Regions from separate parts of the Mus musculus genome. Here region 1 is linked to region 2. Evidence: chromatin loops called from intact Hi-C (ENCODE). Cell type or tissue: left cerebral cortex. All regions are shown on one strand. Each heading gives the region's core, and the rest is flanking DNA. Links, peaks and the distances in the headings are about the cores only. Region 1 has its middle 13 kb from the start of Kcnmb4os1. Region 2 holds the start of Kcnmb4 (potassium large conductance calcium-activated channel, subfamily M, beta member 4).

The links. Peaks named below come from ENCODE experiments on the same cell type or tissue, not always from the same donor. Only the 100,000 strongest peaks of a DNase experiment are listed, where the experiment ranks them.
Region 1: it touches region 2 in a loop (4-fold over the local background); 6 of 42 quality-filtered maps call a loop at or near these places.

Annotation. Positions count from the first base shown.
Region 1 is chr10:116,401,189-116,409,528 of GRCm38, forward strand. No RefSeq gene overlaps it. Among named protein-coding and RNA genes, the nearest start is that of Kcnmb4os1, 13 kb to the right of the region's middle. In left cerebral cortex, for the core only: no CTCF peak of the experiment used is centred there; DNase peaks (open chromatin) are centred at 1,051, 1,804, 1,988, 2,753 and 3 more places; H3K27ac peaks cover 4,174 bases.
Region 2 is chr10:116,465,832-116,474,171 of GRCm38, forward strand. It overlaps Kcnmb4 (potassium large conductance calcium-activated channel, subfamily M, beta member 4), which reads right to left and starts at 7,692. Exons shown (of 3, transcript NM_021452.1): 1 at 7,355-7,692. The coding sequence starts at 7,690. It overlaps Kcnmb4os2 (potassium large conductance calcium-activated channel, subfamily M, beta member 4, opposite strand 2), which reads left to right and starts at 7,332. Exons shown (of 3, transcript NR_130644.1): 1 at 7,332-8,340. In left cerebral cortex, for the core only: a CTCF peak has its summit at 1,291 (motif pointing left); DNase peaks (open chromatin) are centred at 4,407, 4,663, 4,947, 6,273 and 2 more places; H3K4me3 peaks cover 3,416 bases; H3K27ac peaks cover 1,837 bases.

The DNA of each region.
Region 1 (8,340 bases), core at 83-8,082, 65 kb before region 2:
TCTTGGCACAAGCTAGAGTCATCAGAGAGAAAGGAGCCTCAGTTGAGGAAATGCCTCCAGGAGATCCAGCTGTAGGGCATTTTCTCACTTAGTGATCTACGGGGGAGGGGCCAGGGACTGGAAGAAATGTCTAGAACAGATTCTCCCTTAGAATCCTCAGAAGAAACTGTTCTTGTCATGCCTTGATCTCCAAGTTCTCACACTTAAGACTCCCGAGACGATATACTCCCATTGCGTAAGCCACCTACTTTATGGTGCATTGTTTAGGTGTCCCTAGAGAACCCACAAAAGTTATTAAAGATAATAATAGTGACAAGTGCTCACACTTACTATGTTTTTAGGCTGCACTAAGGAGCAAACATAGATGATGTCTGTAAGATGTGTCTAAAAGATGTTTGAAAAGGGGGCTGGTAAGATGACTCAGCAGTTAAGAGCCCTAACTGCTCTTCCAGAGGTCCTGAGTTCAATTCCCAGCAACCACATGGTAGCTCACAACCATCTGTAATGGGATCTGATGCCCTCTTCTGGTGTGTCTGAAGACAATTACAGTGTACTCAGATGTACTATATATATATATATATATATATATATATATATATATATATATATATATATATATAATCTTTGAAAAGTGTCATTGGTCTGTCCCTACACAGACCATCTATCTCTAAAAAGGCTCAGTGCTTGGCTAAAGCTCTGACAGCTCAGGCTCCGACCTGCTTTCTCATCTACTCCCTGCCTCCACTCCCTCTCAGACTTGAAGGAAGCATTAAGTAATCAGTTGAAGACATACTTAGCTGCCCTCTCTCCTGCAGAGACAAAAGCAATGATTGGAGACAATTTTTACAGGAATGAATGGGAGGCAAGATCATGTAAGAAAAACTAGATAGGAGCCTTCTGTTTAGATGTGAAATAAGCCCCAAATAAGTATGGCATGGTACAATTTATATCCTCACATTCTCTCTATGCAGTAGAGAGTGATGGACTCTCATAGATGTCTTTATCATGATCTTTGCAACTTGTAGATGTGTGATCTTAGAAGAAAAGAAGAATCAAGTTTGTGATTGGAATCTGGCTGCCAGTCAGCTGGAAATATAGCAACAGTCTAGCATAGTCTCAGTATCTCAACAGACCTGAAATATATGCCATAGGCATATAAGACAGTGAGCCAGAAAGAAAGCAATGGAAAGGGAATTTGGTCCAGTTTTGATGGCTTTGAAGATGGAGGGGTGGGATGAGGGGTCAAAAAAACCATTTGCCTAAAGAAAAGACAAGGAAATAGACTCTTTCCTAGAGCTCCCAGGAGAACACAGTCCTGCTAACTTCTTGGTTGATCCCAGGTAGACCTGTTTCAGAGTTTAGCCTTTGGAACTGCAAGATAACACATTTACACTGCTTTTAGTCGTTACATTTATGGTAATTTGATGCTTCAATAATAGTGAAGGAATACACCCTGTTTTGCAGATAAGAGATCTGAGATCTGGAAAGTTTATATGACTTGTCCAATTAGTAGATAATGAAACTGAAATTGGAAGTCAGATCCCTAAAACACAGGCCCTCTGTTTCTATCTACCACAATAATCTGCAAAATCAAATTTTAATCCCTTTCCAGGCAACAGCAGTTCAATTCTACATCTTGTCTGCCTTTAGGGTTCTCAAAAAAAGTAATTTCTTAAGCTAGTCCTCAGATGACAGTTTCCAGTCTCCTGGTTTCCTGAGAAATATGGCACTCAGGCTGAACACAGTGCCGGTATGGCTCTGATATCATCTCTGGGGGATTTCCATCAGTCTTTTGCCAAAGTAAGAATTATAACTCAAAATTTAAGCATCACTTTCAAGTTAAAAATGAAGTGATAGCTTTCTTATGTTGACAAATTGGCTGTGAACTTAATGTTCGTACAAAATGAATCATTCGGGTTGGAACACTAAGTTATTTGAGCATCCTGGCCGATGTCACTACGAGAAAGGTGTCATTGCTCTGTCCCTACACAGATCATCTCTAAAAAGTCTCAGGGCTTGGCTGTAGCTCTGACAGCTCAGACTCTGGCCCTACGCCTATATCCTGCCTCCACTCCCTGACTCCCAGACTTAAATAGTACTCAGCTGAAGGCATACTTGGCTATCCTTGCCCAACCAGAGACAGAAGCTGTTATTGGGGATGAATTTTTACAGAGATGAATACTGATCATGTAAGGAAAGCCAGGTGGGAGCCTTCTTTTCAGGTCTGAAATAAGCCTGAAAAATGGACAGGAAAGAATGGTTATCACTCAATACATAAATGTCATATGCTACATTTAGTGAGCCATCATTAAATATAACTGCTAATTAAAACTAAATCTTATAAGCCTACAGATTTTAGGGTGGAGGTGAATCAAAACTCAGACTCATCCCTTCCTAATAACATCATCACTGTGCCTACTCTTGAGGTTTTGTTTGTTGTGTGTATGGCTGAAATATTAAGGAGTTCCATTACTGTGCATCTCTCCAAGCCCAGGGGCATCACACCGATAGATTCCAGTCAGCAACAGTGGGAATATTTATACCAAGAGACCAGCAAATGCTCTGAACGGGGTGTCCTTCCTATCCCTTGGCTGGTTGTCAGACAGCTCTCAGCGCACCACTTCCCAGCAGGAAGCCTTCCCACCTCATCCCCGAACACACACAAAACACTGCACCCCACTTACCCTGGTGAGAAATGATGTCACCAAGTGTCTTTCTTCATTTCTTCCACTAACCCTCAAGCTCAAAGTAAACATATCTGCAGATCTCCTTTTAAACATTTTTTTCCCTCTGTGGGGCTTGGAAGACTTTATTCACACATTTATAGCTCATCTGTTCCCTCTTCATTTCAGAGTCTGTTTGAATTCTATAAAAACACAGGCTTAGCTTTGGGGATATGCTATCTCAGAAAGTAGAATTTTAGGAACCAATGGGACTATTGCATTGCTTCCTGGTGTCTCTTGGCCTCTTATATGTGGGATATGACAAACCTGGGATAGCCCTCTTCTTAAATTATCTTCTTGTGTTCATGATACTGGAATCTGTTTGTTAAAGATGTGCTGAGATTTCTCTTCATATGTTATTAACTTCATAACTTAATCAAGACACCATAGTTTTATGGCCACCCCGTTCAAATGTTTTAGAGAAGTTGTAGATTTGTTCCTTTGTTTAGGTAAAATGGTCAAGGGAGAAATCTGTTTAATTATTAATAATTATGTAATTCTCATTTTCTACTGTTGGTCTCAATTGCCTGTTAACTATCGTGTTAGTAGCTGAGCAGGTGCTGCACATGGGAGACCCAGAGTTCAATCCCCAGCACTAAGAAAAACTCAGATGGTACTGACCAGTGAGTCTCCTGAACGCATCAGCCCCAGGAAAGACTGTAAGGTTGGTAAAGAAGGCATCAAGAGCTGAGTTCTTCAGCTTGATGGTGGGACTGGAGGGGAAGGGCTAGTGGAGAATCTGGGTGGAACGGTTCAGTTGGTAAAATGCCTGTGTGCAAGCCTGAGGACCTGAGGTCAAATCCCAGGTGGAAAAGCTGGACACCATGAAGCACTTCCATAAGCCCAGCATTGGGGTGGAGAGTTGGTGGATACAGGCAATTCCTGGAGCCTACTAGGCAGCTACCCTAGGTAAATCGACTATCTCCGGGCTTGATGAGATACCCCACCTCAAATAAACATGGCGGTAAGCAACTGAGGTAGATACATCATGGCAACTTCTGGTCTCTACAAACCCAACCACCCATATATGCATGTGCGTGCATATGCGCACGCACGTGTACATATGCATACATACATGCACACACACACACACTCACACACACACATACACACACAGAGGCTAGGAAAAGGGGAGAAAGAACAGAGGGTTCTTATGAAATATAGAGCCAAGAAGCCTATGAATCTGAACTTGAAGTTTAGATTTGTAGGAAGACCGAAGGATTTAATACTGCTAACATTCACTGCATGTCTGAATTGCGCCAGGAACTATGTTAAGCACTAAGTGTTTTGCATATATTATCTTTCCATACATTATCTCACCAATTATCCTAGCTAAATGGGCCAGATGAGTGATTCGTCATCTCAAAGTATTCTACATACTTCCAAGAAAGAGATTTAGACAGCCCGGTAAATAGGCACATCTTAAAAATCCAGTTTTCCTATGTGACTTCTACGGATTTTGTTTTAGAGACTCTCCCACCCTGCCGCACAGACTAGTCCCCAGCTCTCAGTCTTCCTGCCTTGACCTCCTAGTGTTAGGGTTAGAGGCAGTAGCCTCCAAACCCGACTTCAATGAACTCGCCTTGCAGAATCAGACAATGAATAGATTTGTGGCATTAAAGAAGACATCCTTGACCAAGTCTTCTTGGGACTTCAAAAAGGAGGTTAGGGAAGGGCATTCATGGGAACTGAAGTGGCGTAGGCCATGTGCTTTAAAGCAAAACACTTGTAGGCACTGAGTAGACTTCATGATATAATGGCATAATAATTGATAAAGCCGTGAGGGAGGGTCATAAGGTCACTTGAGAAAACAGAAACTAAAGAAAGTACGGCATAAGTTTATAAGAATTAATGCAGCCCCATGATGAACCTGTGTTGGGGCTCGCTATCATAGAGAACTAAAGGATGGTGCATTACTGTCCTGTCCAGTGGGTTTCTTGACTAGGAAGTGGGAGTCTTAGAACAGATATAAATGAGCATGTGGCCTTTTTGATTTGCAGTTGGGATTTCAACTACTGACTTGTGCCCTTTATCATTTAGAAGTCGCTGTGAAGGTTGGTGACAACGTGAATCTTGATGAATTAAGCCATGACGCTTCTACTCGTGGGGATCAGCATTTGCCACTCTAAAAGATGCCAGTTGGACTTAAGAATTATTTTGAGCTCAATACAACCGAAGAACAGCAGATAGACTAGCTCTCTACTTTCTCTCTCAAACCAAAGAAGTCCATAACTTCCCACTCCTAAGGGCTTAACCCTTTGTCTCCTCCCTTCTCGCCTCTGGGCAATGCTGTTGGTTGAGAGCTCTGATGGCCAATGGCTTCTTTGCACCTCATCTTTCTTACATAGATTTTTTTCCCCATGTGAAAGCCTCTACATCTACATCTCTATCTCTATATCATATGTGATATGATATATATAGAGATACAGATATAAGCATAGGTATAGACATAGATAGATATAAACACATATATGTTTCTCTTGTTAATAATCTCTTATTTTATGTATGTATGTGTATATATATATATACACACACACAGGGCGGGTCCACCTCTATGTAAACGCCAGGGAAGAGCAGGAAGACCGAGTTGAGGACTGCCTGAGAGACCAAGGATCGCAGACTCAGACAATGGTAGCTAATCGGGAACTGGGACCAATGGGCACATTAAAGAAGCTTGCAGCAGCATTCAAACAAAACAAAAACCTCTTGTCAGTTTAGTATGCAGGGCTCAGCCGCTGGACTGGGGAGGATACAGAATCGTTTCTCCTCCTCTCTCCTAAGTCTGTACCATCAGTCCATCCCAAGTCTAGCATTCCATGGGTATCTTCAATTGGGGTTTAATTTTGACAAAAGCACACCAGTAAGTCAGTAGTTTCCAAGCTATCCATAGACTAGGTGTATCCATAGACTTTTCCAGAAGTTACATTCGGAGTAGGAGTGAATCTAATGCACTTGCCTGCCCAGCTGATCTCTCCCAATCCAGTTGGCAGACAGCATCAGAAAGGATGGAGGAATGTTTCTTAGTTACAAGACAAAGGTGAGAGATCTTTGAGAGGGATAGGAGGAGTGCCTCAGGGTTATCAGGGCTGCCCATCACCCTTAGTAGCTTATTACCCCGGAGGGAGAGGTGACAAGACAGTGCTGCTGTGACACACAATATCAAAGACATTCACAAGGATGTCTTACAGTATTAAACAAACAAACACCTCACCCTGTGAAGTTAAGGGTGTCAGGTCTTAAACCTGGGACAAAAGGCTGAGGTGCCTATTTAAAATATCAAAGCAGACCTGGCCACCAGCTTCTCCCAGCATCCCTCAGTCCCTAGCTATATGGCTGGCATACCCCGCCCACTCTCCTAAACTTCTCCAGCCCCGGGGCTGGGCTGCCCTTCTTCCAGCTACCCTTCCATCCATTTTACTGCCCTGGTCCTTCTCCTCTAGGCCTACCCTTTACCCTATTGGCCAGTCTCTTGGTCCAGGCCGCCTCTTTTGGTGGGTGACTCCTCTCTGGCTCTCCCTCCCATTCTCTGTTCATAAGGCCCAGCTCAGTCTGGTCATGTTCACCCTGGCCTCTCCCAGACAACTCTGCCTCTGCCTATGCGCTCCCTCACATCTACAGTAAACTTTCTCCTCCACCATACCTAGGAGCAGTCATGTCCTTCCCTGTTCTATTTTATTATTATTTTTTTCATTTCAAAGGATAAAATGGATAACCAGGTCCCTGGTGCCCCTCAGGAGCCCCTCTGTTGGACCCTTACAGGGTTTCTGGTTCAGTTTGGAGCCAGCATGAGTCTCCACACACGGTTTCCTGTTCAGTTTGGAGCTAGCACGAGTCCTTTTCCCAGTACCTCTCCTGGCTCCGTTATTTGCAGTCTCCTTCATCGAGGCTTCATGCCTTGGATGCTGCTGGCAGTTCCATCTGTAAAAGCGTCGGGTTATTCTGAGGACTCTTTGAGAAACCTCGGTGAGGTGTTAAAGATCCAGCAACAAGGCTATTTCCGACCCTAATTTCAATCTCCGTTTATATGTTAGCTTTCTTATTTCTGGCTGCAGGCTGTTCACAGGGAGGGAGGCGTGAGCAGAGGTCACACATGGTCTAGTTCTGCTCCCAGAAGCTCCCCGGGGGCACAGAAAACGCCGTCTCCAAGTCTCTGGCAATATCTCTTAGAAATCTCTCCGTGCCCGTCAAGAGAAAAACAACTGCAATTTGTCTGCTTTTTCTGCCAAATGAGTGGCTGTGTCCTTATCAAAGCTCCTCGTTGGAGCTCTTCTGTGCCACCTGCTTCTCATGTTTATTCCACTGCAAGGCAACACATCAGCGCACTGATTGGACAATCAGGAGTAATTCAGAGTTACAGCGAAGCTCCTTTCTGATTCCTGACTTCCTGATTCGGAAGTTGCAAAAGATAATAAATGTCCTGTGTTGTTTTAAATTGCCAAATTCTGAGGTAATTTGGTGGTGAACACAGTGCCCTTTTCTGCTGTTAGTTTCAAGAGTGCTATATATTAAAAACAAAATATTTCCTTATTCTTTTTATTGTTTGTTTTGTTTCGGTCTGGTTTTGTTTGTTGTTGTTTTGTTTTTTTCGAGACAGGGTTTCTCTGTGTAGCCCTGGCTATCCTGGAACTCACTCTGTAGACCAGGCTGGCCTTAAACTCAGAAATCCTCCTGGCTCTGCCTCCTGAGTGCTGGGATTAAAGGTGTGCGTCACCAGTATCTGACTATGAGGTTTCACATAAAGGCTCACCTCAGTATCTATTTGTGGTGTTCTAATTTACATTTCTAGGGATAGCTTTGTCTCAGACTCTGTGCTAAGCAACTAACACTGGAAGTTCTGAGGAAAGTTAAGTGGCGCTAGACAAAGAACTCTCAGGTAAACAAAATAAACAAACAATTGACCAGTAGCTAGAAGTTACTTCTTGTTATTGTGATTAGGGGGTCAGGAGGTCAGTGAGATATATTTCTTGACATGAGGAGGCAAGGAAGAATCAATTAGTTAACAAACAGTCATATAGCATATAGTTCATTCTTACAGTAATAGAGATGTGTACATGTTTTCATGGCATCTGGCAGGACCAAGTGTTAATTTTTAAAGCAAGAATAATGGGTTGCAGGTGGGCATAAGTTTCTCAAGATAGAGGAGAAGATAGGAAATGACGTGTATAAAGAATTTAATTAGGCTGGAGAGTCATTCATCTATCCATCCATCCATCCATCCATCCGTCCATTCATAAATGCCCAATGAATGAAAAGAAAATATGCCAACACTGTCCTACTTTCATGAATCCTACAATCTACTGGGCAAGGTAAGACTAGACAACTAAGTATAAATACCAATAGAAACTAGAAAGGAGAAATGCAGAATGTAGGAGAGCCAGGTAAGTCTATTTGCATGGATGATTACAAAATGCTTGGGGAGAGTCAATACTTTAGCCAGAATTGATAGATGTGAAGACTCAGATATGCAAATACAATGAGAAGTCAGTACCGAACCACGGGACAGATCCACGGGCCCCAAGAAAAACAGTGCACTTGTACTCGAGGATATACGGGACAAAGGCTGGGATATCAGGAAATGGCCGCACCATGCTGTGAACAAGTTTCCAGAACAAGTTAT
Region 2 (8,340 bases), core at 276-8,275:
TTCTACCAAAAGTTATCAAAAAAAGATATGGAAGGACACTTCATACTGGTCAAAGGAAAAATCTACCAAGATGAACTCTCAATTCTGAACATCTATGCTCCAAATGCAAGGGTACCCACATCCATAAAAGAAACTGTGCCAAAGCTCAAACACATTGCACCTCGCACAATAATAGTGGGAGACTTCAACACCCCAATCTCAGCAATGTACAGATCATGGAAACACCAACTAAACAGAGACACAGTGACGCTAACAAAAGTTATGAACCAAATGGATCTAACAGATATCTATAGAACATTTCATCCTAAAGCAAAAGAATATACCTTCTTCTCAGCACCTCACGGTACCTTCTTCAAAACTGACCATATAATCAGTCACAAAACAGGCGTTAGCAGATAGATACAAGAAGATTGAAATAATCCCATGCACCCTATCCGATCACCATGGAGTAAGGCTGGTCTTAAATACCAACAAAAACAATGGAAAGCACGCAAACACATGGAAGCTGAACAACACTCTACTCAATGATAACTTGGTCAAGGAAAAAATAAAAACATGTAAAGGTTTTTTAGAGTTTAATGAAAATGAAGACACATCATTCCAAAACTTACGGGACACAATGAGAGCAGTGGTAAGAGGGAAACTCATAGCTCTGAGTGCCTCCAAAAAGAAAATGGAGAGAGCATACACTAGCAGCTTGACAACACACCTGGAAGATCTAGAACAAAAGGAAGCAAATTCACCCAAGAGGAGTAGAAGGCAGGAAATAATCAAACTCAAGGCTGTAATCAACGAAATAGAAACAAAAAGAACTATTCAAAGAATCAACAAAACCAGGAGCTGGTTCTTTGAGAAAATCAACAAGATAGATAAACTCTTAGCCAGACTAACCAGAGGGTACAGAGACAGTATCCAAATTAATAAAATCAGAAATGAAAAGGAAGCGATAACAACAAAATATATCTTAAAATAATGATTCTGCTTATTGAATATTTGCAGTTGGAAATATTAAAATTGTCCTACAAACATGGAAATATTATTGATAATTTTTCTCACTGTGCTCAAAATTAGAATTTTCTTAATGTTTAACTTCAAAGATTTTTTGCTATTTTGAAATTTTTAAAATATACTTACTAATAAAATAATTTCTCTCAGGACTGGAGAGATGGCTCAGCGGTTAAGAGCATTGACTGCTCTTCCAAAGATCCTGAGTTCAAATCCCAGCAATCAGATGGTGGCTCACAACCATCAGTAATGAGATCTGATGCCCTCTTCTGGTGTGTCTGAAGACAGCTACAGTGTACTTACTTATAATAAATAAATAAATCTTAAAAATAATTCTCTCCTAGAAACACTGATAATTTTCCTTAAGTAAACTTACAGTTAGACAATGTACACATATATATAATACACTTTAAATACTCTCTTACTATGTCAGGTGTTATCATATAAGGGCTTGTGAACATATTCTTAATAATTCATTTTTAATATTTTATGCTCTTTTACTATGCTTAATTCCCAAAGAATATTTTGCATGTTTTGAAACAATTTAGTATTCAACATTAGATATAGGATCATCAGTTATGGATAGTATTAAATATTCATTAATTTTATTTTTAGGGTATGAAAGGATATGAATATAAAAGTTGAACAAATTTTATGTATCATTTGCTTCTCAAAATTCTCAATATTATTAATATGCTTGATGTATAAAATGCATTTAAATAATAAAAACATTAAGAAAAAAAATCCTATTGAGAAAAAAAATGCATTTTCCTCAAATTGCAAATTAAAATGAACACAAATCTCCTGAATTTTAGTTCCTGATTATTTTTTAATATATGACCTTGGGGGGGATCTTTGTAATTGAGATTTCCATAAATGGTATCCACAAGTGGAGATTAGAGAGATAACATAAAAAAAACACCCTTGGGTACACAAATTAGATGGCTTCCAAAGTGTGTGGTCGTGCACACTATTAATTCCCGCAATTGAAAGGTGGATGCTGAAGGACCTCTGATTTGAAACCAGCTTGGACTATACAGCAATAGGTTCTAGGCCAGCCAGAGTTACGTGGTGAAACCACGTCTCCATATAAAAAGAGAACAATCAACGTATTACTTTGTTTGAGACAGTATCTTACTACGTTGCTCAGGCTGGCCTCAAACCTGTTATTCTCCTGCCTCAGCCGCAATAACCCTAGTGCTAGAATAATCCCAAGTGCTTGCCATCATTTCTGGTGCACTCTGGAATGCCTGACCAAACGAGCTACCTGCTCAAAAAGCATTCCTTGGCTTCTGGATGCGTTCTGTTGCTGAGACACAAACTTAGTGACAAAACCAAACCAAACCAAACCAACCAACCAAGCAACAACAGCAAAAGGCACACATTTTACTATCATTAACAGGGTGGAGAGAGATGGTTTATCAGTTGAGAGCACTGGCTGCTGTTCCAGGGGCTCTGGGTTCAGTTCCCAGAACACACATTGTGCCTCACAATTGTAACTCCAGTTCCAGGGGCGTGGGGGGGGGGGGTAGATCTGATACCCTCCTCTGGCCTCCGTGGTACAGAGACACACATACAGAAAAAAAAAAAAAACACCTAGACACATAAAATACTAATAAGTAACTTTTTGAGGAAGAGTCTGGACGTCAGAAGGTCTTGGACGTCAGAAAGTCTAGCGGGGTAAAACATCTGCACTCCAGCCAAGCTTCAGGCCTTTCTGGAGTTAGGCAAGAATCCGTTCCCTCCCCATTTCCCTTTCTATGTTTCAAATGGGCCCAACAGGTACACAAATGAAGATGAATCTATGTATGAGTTTCTGCCCCAAAGATTATGGCCCAGCAGAGGACACGTAGAACATAGATAATCATAAAACGAAACAACCCTTGGTTTTCATCGACATCAACCTTTCCACATCCCCCATCTCCTGTAAAGGCACCCCCTCCCTTGCCGTGATGTGCTGGCCAAACACTCTGACGCCATCTTCAATTCTTCTTGCCTTCATTCTTCATATCCAGTTCAACGATAAATCTAGTCACGCCACCCCGATCCAGGCCACCAGTCGCGGGCACCCACCGACCCGGGCTGCCACTCTCTCTTGCCCACACTAGAACTTTTAAATATCTATCACTACATGGAATTCTATTATAAATTGACTCACGTCTGTTTCCTGCACCAAGATGCCAGCTCTGTGAGGGCAGGAACTTTGATCTCTGTTCTGGTCTGGAACCCGGCAGTAACAAAGGCACAGATGGACTGATAAACAAACAAGCTTAGCTTTATATGTCTCGTAGGGGTTTTGCCCTGTTCTTTGGCCACAATAAGTTCTGAGAAACCAGAAGCTCAAATGAATCTATCTACCTACCTATCATCTATCTATCTATCTATCTATCTATCTATCTATCTATCTATCTATCATCTACCTATCATTTATCTATCAATCATCTACCTATCATCTATCTACCTACCTAACTATCATCTATTTATCTATCATCTACCTATCATCTATCTATCACCTACCTACCTGTCTGTCTGTCTATCTTCTATCTGTCCATCTAACATCTCTATATAATTACATATAATATTACATATATATTATTTAATAACATTACCAAAGGAAAGAAAATCCAAAGGAAGCCACTTCTTTGCGGACAGATAAAGGCTAGAGATGTTGGCACAGCTCCAATATCTTTTCATGATGCGGCCCTGGTCTGATGGCTTTCTCCCTAGAGGACCAAGCGCATCAAGGTCAAACCCACAGGTCAAAGCCATGCTGCCCTTACATGTAGGAGGACAGGGCCGGTGAGTGTGGGTCTGAAGGCCCTTCGCTAAGGTGGCTGGCAACCACGAAGCCTTCATCTGTGCTCTGCTGCCCTTCCTGGATGCTCTTCAAGCCAAAAGCCTTCCTCTGTCCCCGCTGAAGTTTTTCCTCAGTCTTCAGTGTCAAAGAACTAGTTTCTTAGAAACAAACTTATTCTTTATTCTTTATTTTGCTTTTGGTGGCTGGTTTTTTTTGTTTTGTTTTGTTTTGTTTTTTGTTTTGTTTTGTTTTTTTGTTTTTTTAATCGAAGAAGGGAGAGAAACCCTTCCAAACAAAAACTTAAACATGGCTCCTGCCTCTAATCACCCCCTCTCGCAGCACACAGCAGAAGGCAGTTCCTAAATTCATCTCTTCTTTGCCCTCCAAAGTAGGTAACAGCAAAAGCGAGTGTTTGCAATGGTGCACCTTCGTTTCATTTAAACTGATCAACTCTAAATGAGCTTCCCGCACTAATTTTAAATGACTCTCTCCCTTCTCTTCAGAGTTCCGCTGAGTCCCTACTGCACCTTCTCTACCCAGTGGCGCCTACATCTTTTATGTTGAAAACATGAGCATTAATCATGGTGAATTCATTTTGAAGCCCGGTGGTTGTTCTTGCACAACAGATGAGCACATTTTCCAAGGCACTAATCTTCATCTCTTGGATACGCATTAGAACCACCTGCACGGCTTTGAAAACTACAACACTCAGGCCCCATCCCTGACCACATCAATGTGCCTGAAAACTGAACCTAAGCCCAAAAAGGTGATCCTCAAGGTCCTTGAGTAATCCCACAGCGTAGCTGAGGACCAGAGCACTCGGCACCCACCATTCTGAGTCACAGAGGTGATGCAATGCTGGGGCAGCAGCAAGAGGACGCTAACACCGGAACGTAGACTGGGCTATGGGTGATCCATCAGCTCCTTTATCAAGTCCCTGCCTGATCCGAATACTGTGCCATGAAACACAGTGATCCCCTGAGATAACAAGGATTTGATGAAAAACGTAAAGAAACTGAGCAGAGCATAACGATACTCTAAAGGCCAGCACTTGCCTCACAGTCAACGGCTCAACCAGCTGTACATTTGGACCATCTGTCCCCTCCCTGCCTTGGGCTGTATGTAATACTTTGAGCACAGGCCCAGGAGAAGATGCTTGCTCTATGTAGATGAGAGGTGGTTCCCTAACAGTTTCTTGGGATGCCTGGGTTTGGAGAGAATGTGAGAAGCAGATGGAAGACGAAAGGAACAGACTGGAAAATTAAAAGTAAGTAAGGGAGGGCATAGCTCAGCGTAGCCGATATGCAACAGGACTGGGCAGTGGGATTGTCTAGGCGCAAGGACGCCACAGAAACTCAATCTTCTTACGAGTCTGACCCTAACATGGTGTTTCGGTGCACTGAGATTTTTCCATTACTAAAGTGCTTACAAAAATTTCCAAATTGAACATCTAATTGGGGGAAAAAAAAGTGATGTTTGTTCTATAAATACTACAATACATCACAATTTGGACAAAGAGATGCGTATTTGGCAGAGGAAATCTTGCATAAATTGATGGAAAGGTCATTTATCACCCTTCCGGACCATTAAAGATGTCATTTTTTCCCAGTTCTGACCACTTCGATTTTTGTTTGATACTTCTTCAACTATTGATAAGTTCTTAACTGGCATGGGGGGGGGGGGATAAGATTATTTGCAAGTGGAGAGAGAGAGAGAATTTTAATATTACATAAAACATTGTGATTGCTTCCAAGTTATTTAAGAATCGATGTCCTAATGATTCCAACTTATCCCTGTTGCCAGAATCCTGCAAAACTGCCTGGAAACTTTGGTTGACTTCTGTGGTAAATCCTAACTTGTCTACACCAAAATTAGATATTAACCATACAAGTTAGAATTTACCTTGTAAGAATGTATATGCACATATATGTATGTATGTATACACATATACATATGTATACACACACACACATATATAATTGATTAAACGACTATCTCAAAAATAATTAGCAGTGTTTCACCAACTATGACTACACCTGTATGGCAAACTACAGAGCACCTTCCAAATCACTAAGTTACTACTTGACACCTTTCTTAGATATTTTTCACTTAATTCTGATTTTTACAATGCTTTCTCAAAGCCACCAGACCTCTTATTAAATTCTCAAGCACTATGCAGATTAACCCACATCTGTTTTTGAGACCGATCACTTCGGCAAGACCTTGGTCCTTAGAGACTGGATTCCAAATGTTCACGTCTACACTTACTGTTCTTGGATTAGCTCCATTTTTAAAAGCAAACGAGCCTCCGTGCACTAGCGGGAGACTTTTCCATTGAGGAGTCCATCATATGTTCAAAGACTAGTTTCTTCTAACTTTCCAAATAAGTGAGTTACGCCCGAGTTTCTCTGCACAGCGGTAGTGATCTTGTTTAAAATAATGAATTCCGATTAATCTATCTGGTCACATTTAAGAGAACATGTTCCTGCACGCACAGGACTCATTTTCTTTGGAATGATTTCTGCTTGTCTTCCAGCACAGCCCCCAGGAAGTACAAGGACTCAGTAACTTGAATATATATACACACCTTCAGCTGGCAGCAGAAAGGAACACAGGCATCAAAGAACCCTCCTGCAGAAGCAGGCACACTGCAAGGCTCAATTAGTTCACGGACTGGGGACACAGCTTTTTATAAGTGCTTTCCTACCCCGGGGAAGTTTTCTGAGTCTCCCTCTCTGCTCTCCAGAGGCTAGAAAGTCCTAACCAGGTTTTATCTATTTTTTTCCCTCTTTTTTTTTTTTTTTCCTCCCCTGTAACAACAAAAGAAGTTGTCAGGAAACCGCTGCTTGGTATATGTCATCAAGGGCTTTCTATTTTCGGTAAGTTGTTCTCCTACTTACTCCTTAGTTACAGCTTCTCATTGTGCCCAAACACTCAGAGTGGTTAGGACCCTTCAGCCTCCACCACCAGCACCAAGCAAACCAACCCGACCTCATCAGAATCTCTTCTTGGATTCCTCCTGATGGCTGTTGACCCCACCCTCACCATCCCAAGTCTATCTGTAGACCTCAAGTTAAAAACTTCAGTTTAGAACTAAAATTCAAAAGTCACTTAAGATACTTTCCAGAAGCGAAGAGACCCCTTTAACCTCTCAAAGAAGGGAGTTCTTGAGCCCCATAGAAGCTCAGGCCATATACTGGAGTACCTGGGTCCTGGGCTATCCCATGGCTACATTGGAAGGAAAAGTTAACTTTCTTTGCTCCTTGAGTTTAGGCAACCCCTTCCCGCAGGCGCTGGACCTGGGGTGGTCCGGAGCTCAAAAAAATCTAAGAACAGAAAAGATCTGTTTGCAGAGAGGCTCGCGTACCACCGCCCAGTAGGCAAACACACCCCGAGGTCTGGAGCCCTGGGCTCCAGGGATGCGTGCATGCACCTCATGCCTCCCTCGCATCAACTCCGAGCGAGGACAGTGCACTCGATTCTTCCCCTGGGGTCTAACCGGGACGTTGGCCCCGAACCTGCACTGTTAGGCGGGAGCTCCCGCGCGCTTACCTTGGGGTTGGTCAGGAGCTGGTGCTGGTCGCTGTGTAGCAGCGCCCTGGAGTTGGACTCGGAGTTGTTCACGTACACCTGGACGCAGGGATACTGCGAGGTGCCCCTGCAGTCGGTGCCACAGGTGAAGGTGCACTCGAACACCTCGCCGATCTGCTGCACCGACAGCACGGTGCAGTTGGCCGCCGTGGCTTGCAGATCCTGCAAGGCGGGACTGAGCCAGCAGAAGCCGAAGATGAAGAGCGACAGGATGCCGGAGACGATGAGGAACAAGCCGAGCCGGATGCTCTTGTCTTCGGCTTCCGTGTACTCGTAAGACACCCTGAGCTTCGCCATCGCCCCCCACTCTCCACGGCTGGCGCGCTCCCCGCCCCCTCCCGCCCCCGGCGCCGAGCTCAACCGCCTCGGGCGGGAGGAGCCGCCGCCGCCGCCGCGCGACAGCAGGGGAGTGGGCGGCGAGGGGGCGCGCGCGAGAACAAAGGGGCCGAGGCCGGCGACGCCCCCGGCGGCGGCGACGGCGCTGCCCGAGGCCGGGCTCCCGGGTGCCACCGCCGCCTCACAGCGTCCGGCACCCCGGGGCTCCCCGAGCCCGCCCCCGCCCCCGCGCGCTCCGCGCCCCGCGCCCGCCTCCCCGCGCGCGCCGCCCGCCTGCCATCGCCGCGGCCGAGCGCCCGGCGCCCCGACGCTGGGAGCGACTGGGCTGCTGAGCCCTGGCTCCGCGTTGAGCGAGGCTGCTCCTCCCCGCCCTGGGCGCCGCCGCCCCGCCCCGCCCCGCGCCGCGCCCCGCAGCTCCCGTGGGCGAGCACCCGGGCCGCCGCGAGCTGCTCTCGGAATCCTCGCCAGATGCAACCTGGAGAGATGGCGGAGACGGTCGAGGCGAACGCTTAGCACCGAGGGAGCGTGGCTGGGGAGAAAGTTAAAAGAGAGAAAAAAAAAATTTTTTTAAGTGGGGGAGGATGGCGTGAGCGTGCGAAGCGGGAATCTTC